2 separate regions of the Homo sapiens genome follow, and region 1 is linked to region 2. A link is a contact called in ENCODE Hi-C or POLR2A ChIA-PET data. All regions are on one chromosome and are shown on one strand. The core of a region is the stretch at or near the end of the contact, and the rest is flanking DNA. Distances in the headings are between cores, read along the strand shown. Region 1 holds the start of FBRSL1 (fibrosin like 1). Region 2 holds the start of ULK1 (unc-51 like autophagy activating kinase 1).

Evidence for each region. Hi-C counts contacts between places; a loop is a spot of excess contacts on that map. ChIA-PET counts read pairs that join two places held with the same protein, here RNA polymerase II (POLR2A). Pooled maps may share reads with other maps.
Region 1: a loop to region 2 is called in a map of gastrocnemius medialis, with 9 times the contacts of the local background. The contact joins the promoter of FBRSL1 here to the promoter of ULK1 in region 2. A Hi-C loop is called at or near these places in 6 of 168 maps with a recorded cell type or tissue (aorta, ascending aorta, dorsolateral prefrontal cortex and 3 more), 5 of 37 single-sample maps with no recorded cell type and 22 of 50 pooled maps. POLR2A ChIA-PET finds 5 or more read pairs at or near these places in 1 of 52 experiments (activated naive CD4-positive, alpha-beta T cell).

The regions. Positions count from the first base shown.
Region 1 is chr12:132,488,800-132,491,499 of GRCh38, forward strand. FBRSL1 (fibrosin like 1) reads left to right here and starts at 1,352. Exons shown (of 19, transcript NM_001367871.1): 1 at 1,352-2,062. The coding sequence starts at 1,772. RefSeq lists enhancers at 313-442, 2,440-2,700 and silencers at 633-702, 833-1,282.
Region 2 is chr12:131,893,268-131,895,967 of GRCh38, forward strand. ULK1 (unc-51 like autophagy activating kinase 1) reads left to right here and starts at 1,355. Exons shown (of 28, transcript NM_003565.4): 1 at 1,355-1,845; 2 at 2,334-2,426; 3 at 2,516-2,557. The coding sequence starts at 1,735. It overlaps LOC124903059 (a long non-coding RNA gene), which reads right to left and starts at 891. Exons shown (of 2, transcript XR_007063538.1): 1 at 580-891; 2 at 1-308. RefSeq lists silencers at 1,025-1,074, 1,105-1,614, 2,682-2,700.

The DNA.
Region 1 (2,700 bases), core at 102-2,601, 600 kb after region 2:
AAGTGGACCCCGCAGAGTGGGCGAGGACCCGTTCCCACTAAGGGCAACCGAGGGCAGGGTCCCACCACTGTCTTGGGCACCCTCCCCTCCGCCCTCCAGCAAACCACCATTCTTCTCCGAGGGCCTGTGCAGGGGTGTAGCCCCGACCTGAAACAGGGTGCCCATGACTGCTGGGGCTCGGAGTCGTCACTCCTCGGGGAGGCCCTCTGGACCACCCAATGCCCACTCTCTGTGACACCTCCCCGTTCGATTTTCTTCAGATTATCCTTGGCTGATATTCTATTTGGCCCTGTGTTCAGGGTCTCTCTCCCACTTCTAAGAGGGTAGTCTATCTCAGCCGCTGCGGGGTCACCAACAGAGCCTGGACACAGGAGGCATCTGGCAAATACGCGCTGCATGAATCAATGACTCCAGTGCCCACGCGCAAGGGGCCCCTGGGCTCAGAAAACCCCACCAGGCGGGCCCCTCCGAGCTCGGCCTGTCCTGGGGGTGGAGGAGGAAGTTCGCCCCGCGCCTGCCTCGCAACCGCAGCCGCCTCCGTGCGCTTCCTGCCCGCGCCGCCCTCCACACTGCGCTCCGTGTCTGGCAGCAGCCCCCGCCTCGCTGGGCGCGTTCCCGGGGGTCTCGGTGGCGGGAGCCGCCTTCTTGTGGGACTTGGGGGCACGTGGCGCGGGGCGGGGACGCGGACAGACCCCTCCCGCATCCTAGGAGGCCTGGGAGGGTCCGCGGGGACGCGGGGAGGGGGCACCGCCTGGCCGAGGACCCTCCCCCGGTCCTCCCCGCCCCTTCCCCGTCCCTTCCACGCTCGCCGAGGGCAGGACTTCGGTTCCGCGAGACCGGAGGCCCCTCGTCCTCCTCGGAAGCCGCCCGCGGCCGGGGACCCCAGTCCCGCAGAGGAGGGCGGCGCTGCCCCCGCCTCCCGCTTGGAGAGCGCCGCCCGCAGGTGCCCACGGAGGGGCCGCGGCATCCCAGCGCCCTCCCAGGAAGGAGCCGAGCGGATCACCGCCGGCTGCAGCGGAGGTCGGGGCGCCGGGGAGGGGCGCGGCTAGGGGGCGAGGTCGAAGGGCGGGCACCTGCGGGTGGGGCGGGGCCTGAATTAGCGGGAGCGCCCGGGAGGGGCGGGGCCGGGGCCTGCGTGAGCGGGTCGGGGAGGGGGCGGAGCCTGCGGGGGGCGGGGCCTGCGTGAATGGGGCGGGGAGGGGCCGGAGCCTTGTGAGCGGGGCGGGCCGCGTGTGCGGGGTGGGGGCGGAGCCTTATGAGCGGGGCGGGGCAGGGGCGTGGTCGGGGCGGGGCGCGCGGGCGCCCGCGGCGGCCCTCACTTCCTCTGGCGAGCGCAGCCGGGCGGAAGTGCGTCAGTTGTTATCTGTTCGGGGCGCCGCCGCCGCCTCACGAGCCCGGTGCCCAGGAGCCCGGCCGCCTCCCGCCTGCCGCCTGCCGCGCCCGCCCGGCCCCGCCCGCTCGGCCCGATCGCCGCGCCGCGCGCATGGGGCGCGCCCCCGGGGGGGCGGCCGAGGGCCGCTGAGCGCCGGGCCCGCCCCCGCCGATGCGCCCAGCCGCCCGCGCCGGGGGTCCCAGGCCGCGCCGGGCCCGGGGCTGAGCCGCCCCCCGCGCCCGGCATGCCCGGCCCGGCCCGCCGCCCGCCGCCGCCCAGGGCCCGAGCCCGCGCGGCGCACACTCAGCCCGGCGGCGCCGCGTAGCCGAGGGAGCCCGCCTGCTGCGAGCCAGGCGCGGGGCGTCAAGGTCACCGGCCCGACGGGGCGCACGCGCGGCCATGGAGGCCAAGGTCCGCCCGAGCCGGCGCTCGCGCGCGCAGCGGGACCGTGGCCGGCGCCGGGAGGCCGCCCGCGACGCCCGCGCCCAGAGTCCGTCGTCGGGCGACGAGCCCGAGCCCAGCCCCGGCAAGGAGAACGCGGGCCTCCGCGGCGCGCCCCCCCGAGGCGCCGCCCCCGCGCCCCGCACCGCGCGTCCCCCGCGCCGCCGCCGCCGCGAGTCCAGCTCGCAGGAGGAGGAGGTCATCGACGGCTTCGCCATCGCCAGCTTCAGCACCCTGGAGGCCCTGGAGGTAGGTGGACGGGTGCGGCTTCGCAGGCGTTGAGGCGAGAACGGGGCCCGGAGTTGACGCGTCGGGCGATCCCGGGACCCCTGGGCTTGCGACCGCCCGCGCCGTGGGCAGCCCTGAGGGAAGCCCCGGCCACTTGGTACCCGTTCCAGGGACCCTGGGTGCCCACCGCTCGCCCAGACCGTCGCATCTGGAAGACCCAGCAGCGTCGGGTGGGTTTGGGGACGTTTTAAGTTGCAGAGGCAAAAAAATCTACGCTTCGAAATTGGGGGCTGTCTGACAGCACCGTCGGCCTTTTATCAGTTGTGTTTCTGTGGCCAGCATATCGCTCTGCCTGGTTCAGGACGTGCTAGGGAGCAGTGCTGGATCTTAGGGAGGTGGTGATAAAATGGATACTCCGCGGGCCATCCCGTTCCCTCCTCCCTTCGAGGGCTCTGCTGAGAAGGGGAGAAGGAGGGTTAATCTCAAGACCCCTCTTGGTGACTGCTGCCTGCTGCATGGTTAATAGATTGGCCAAAAATATTGCTTGTCTGGCTGACGGACAGTATTTGCTGAGCAAATACTGCTCCTCTTACATGAACTCAGCTGAGCAGAGAAGGAAATTAAATGCTGTCTGAGAGTTGGGGCAGGCGCTGTCTCCC
Region 2 (2,700 bases), core at 105-2,604:
AGGCAGCATGGAGGGTCCTGGCTGAAGTGTGTGTTTCTGGGCTGTTACTTTAGGACTGTACTGAAGGCTGGGTTGGTGAGCATTGTTTAGAATCATGCATTTGCAAAAGCAGTGCTTGCACGTGGTGAAAGCCATTCCAACTAGCGCGCAACGTGTACGGTGAACAGCACTAACTTTTCCCCGGTCCTCTCTCCCAGAGCAATCGCTGTTGGCTGTGTCTTCTGTGAGTGAGCCCCCGGGCTCTTTTGGCTGCCGGCGGTGTGACTTTGGACACATTCTCCAACTTTTCTCCGCCTTGATTTCCTCATCTGTAAAACAGGGACATAACAGCAAGTGCCTCGTGGAATCATTGAATGGATGCACTAATCGCTGGAAAGTGCGCTGCTTGGCCTAAGTGATGAGTTAGCTGTCATTATAGTTAGGAACGACCATGTACACATTACAGGCGTTTCACACACACACACATCCCAATCCTACCGCTTTCTTAAAACGACAGACAGTACAGTGCCCTGTTCCATATTTTGCTTTTACTTAATTATAATCTTTGGAGAACTCACCCTTGAGCACAGGTATATTTACCTCTGTGCAGTGTTCCACAGGACCGATGCGCAGCCCATCTAGCTAACCTTTCCTCCCCAGCGGATTTATGGGCTATGTCGTTGGTTTGGGTGACAACTTTTTGGTCTACAATTTTTTTTTTTTTTTTTGCAATTTGGCATTATGGAACTCAACTTTAAATGCCTAACCTCTAACTCAGCCATTCTATTTCTAAGAATTAATTCTGCGCAGTCCCCCGTTTTGGGAACATTTCCCACGCCTGTTCTCCATTCTCCTGTAGAAGGGGAACAGGGAGCGGGAAGGAGGGGAACAGGGAAGGGGAGGGAGGGGAACAGGGAGGGGGGACAGGAGGGAGGAGAACAGGCAGTGGGGGCGGGAGGGGAGCGGGGGGGAAGGCATGGGAGGGGGCGGAAGGGAGGGGGCAGGGAGGGAGAGAGGTGATGGGAAGGGGAAAAGGAGGGAGGAGGACGGAGAGAGGGGAAAGGAGGGAGGGGAGCAGAGAAGAAGCGGGGCGGGGAAGGGGCGGGGAAGGGGCGTGGAAGGGAGTGGGGCAAGGAATCAACACTGAGCCCCGTGGCCCGCTCCCGGGTCAGCGCGCCTCTCTGCTCTCACCGGGGCGGGTCCGCTGTTGGCCCCACCCACTCCCAGCCCACCCGGCCCCGCAATGGCCCGGCCCAGCCGCCCACCCCCCCGACAGGCCCCGCCCCATTCCCCGCCCCCCGTCTGTTCGTCACGCCCGGCTCTGCCGCTCCGTCCCGCAGGCCCCGCCCTCATCCCGCCTCCCGGCCCGGCGCGCAGTGCGGCTGCGCGGGCGTCTCAGGCTCTGAGGCCCGGGCGCCGCGGCTCTTTTGTTTCTCCGTTGGGGCCGAGCCCGGGCCCTAGTTGGAGCCGGAGTCGGAGTCGGAGTCGGATCCGGATTCGGATTAGCAGCCCGGGAAGAGTGCCGTGGCACAGGCGCCGGAGGGAGCGCGACCCTCGGACCCCGCCTGGCCCGCGGGGCTGGGACCCGGCCCCGGCCTGCCCGATGGGGCGCGCGGCCCCGGAGATGCGCCCTCGCCCGGCCCCGCGCCCCCGGCCCCGCGCCCCCGGCCCGCCCGCCCCGGCCCGCGCCTCCGCCTGAGTCCCCCGCGCCTTGGCCCGCCACCCCCCGCCCCGCGCCCCCGGCCCGCCTGCGCCATGGAGCCCGGCCGCGGCGGCACAGAGACCGTGGGCAAGTTCGAGTTCTCCCGCAAGGACCTGATCGGCCACGGCGCCTTCGCGGTGGTCTTCAAGGGCCGCCACCGCGAGGTGAGGCCCCCGTCCGGCCCGGGATCCCCCGCCCAGGATCCCCTGCCCCTGCATCCCCGCCCCGAGATTCCCCGCCTGTCCCGGGACCCCCCCACGCCTCCCGAGAGCCCCACTCGACTTTCCAGGCCGACCCCCACCCCAGGATCCCCACCCCGCGACCCCCAGCCCGACTTTCCAGTTCAGACTCCCGCCCCGAGATCCGCTGCCGGGCTTTCCAGCCCAGATCCTCACTCCGAGACCCCCAGCCCGACTTTCCTGTCCAAACCCTCACCCCGGGACACCCCGCAACCTGGTCCCACAGCCGGCTTTCGAGGCTGGATCCCTACCCCAGGACCCCCAGCGCGATCCTCAACCTGGCTCCCCACTCGGCCTTCCAGTCCCGGGATTCCCAACCGGGATCATCTCAGGGCCCCACCTGTGTGGACTGGGGTCTGGGGGAGGCCTGCGAGGGGCAGCCCTGGCCTTGAAGGTGCACGTTTGGCTTTCAGAAGCACGATTTGGAGGTCGCCGTCAAGTGCATTAACAAGAAGAACCTCGCCAAGTCTCAGACGCTGCTGGGGAAGGAAATCAAAATCCTGAAGGTGAGCCAGTGCTGGGGGAGGGGGCGTGGGCGTGGGCGTGGGCAAGCCCCCCTCCCCACACTGATAACAAACTTGGGTTTCTGTCCTAGGAACTGAAACATGAAAACATCGTGGCCCTGTACGACTTCCAGGTAAGGCCTCTGGGCTGCGGTCTGCTGGGGACCGGGCTGGGGGACTGTGGCCCCAGGTGCTGGATCCCCTGGTGAGCACTGGTGTTGAGCCTGTCCAGGCTGGGGTCTACTGGGCCCCTGGAGACTCCACCCTGGGTCCAGGC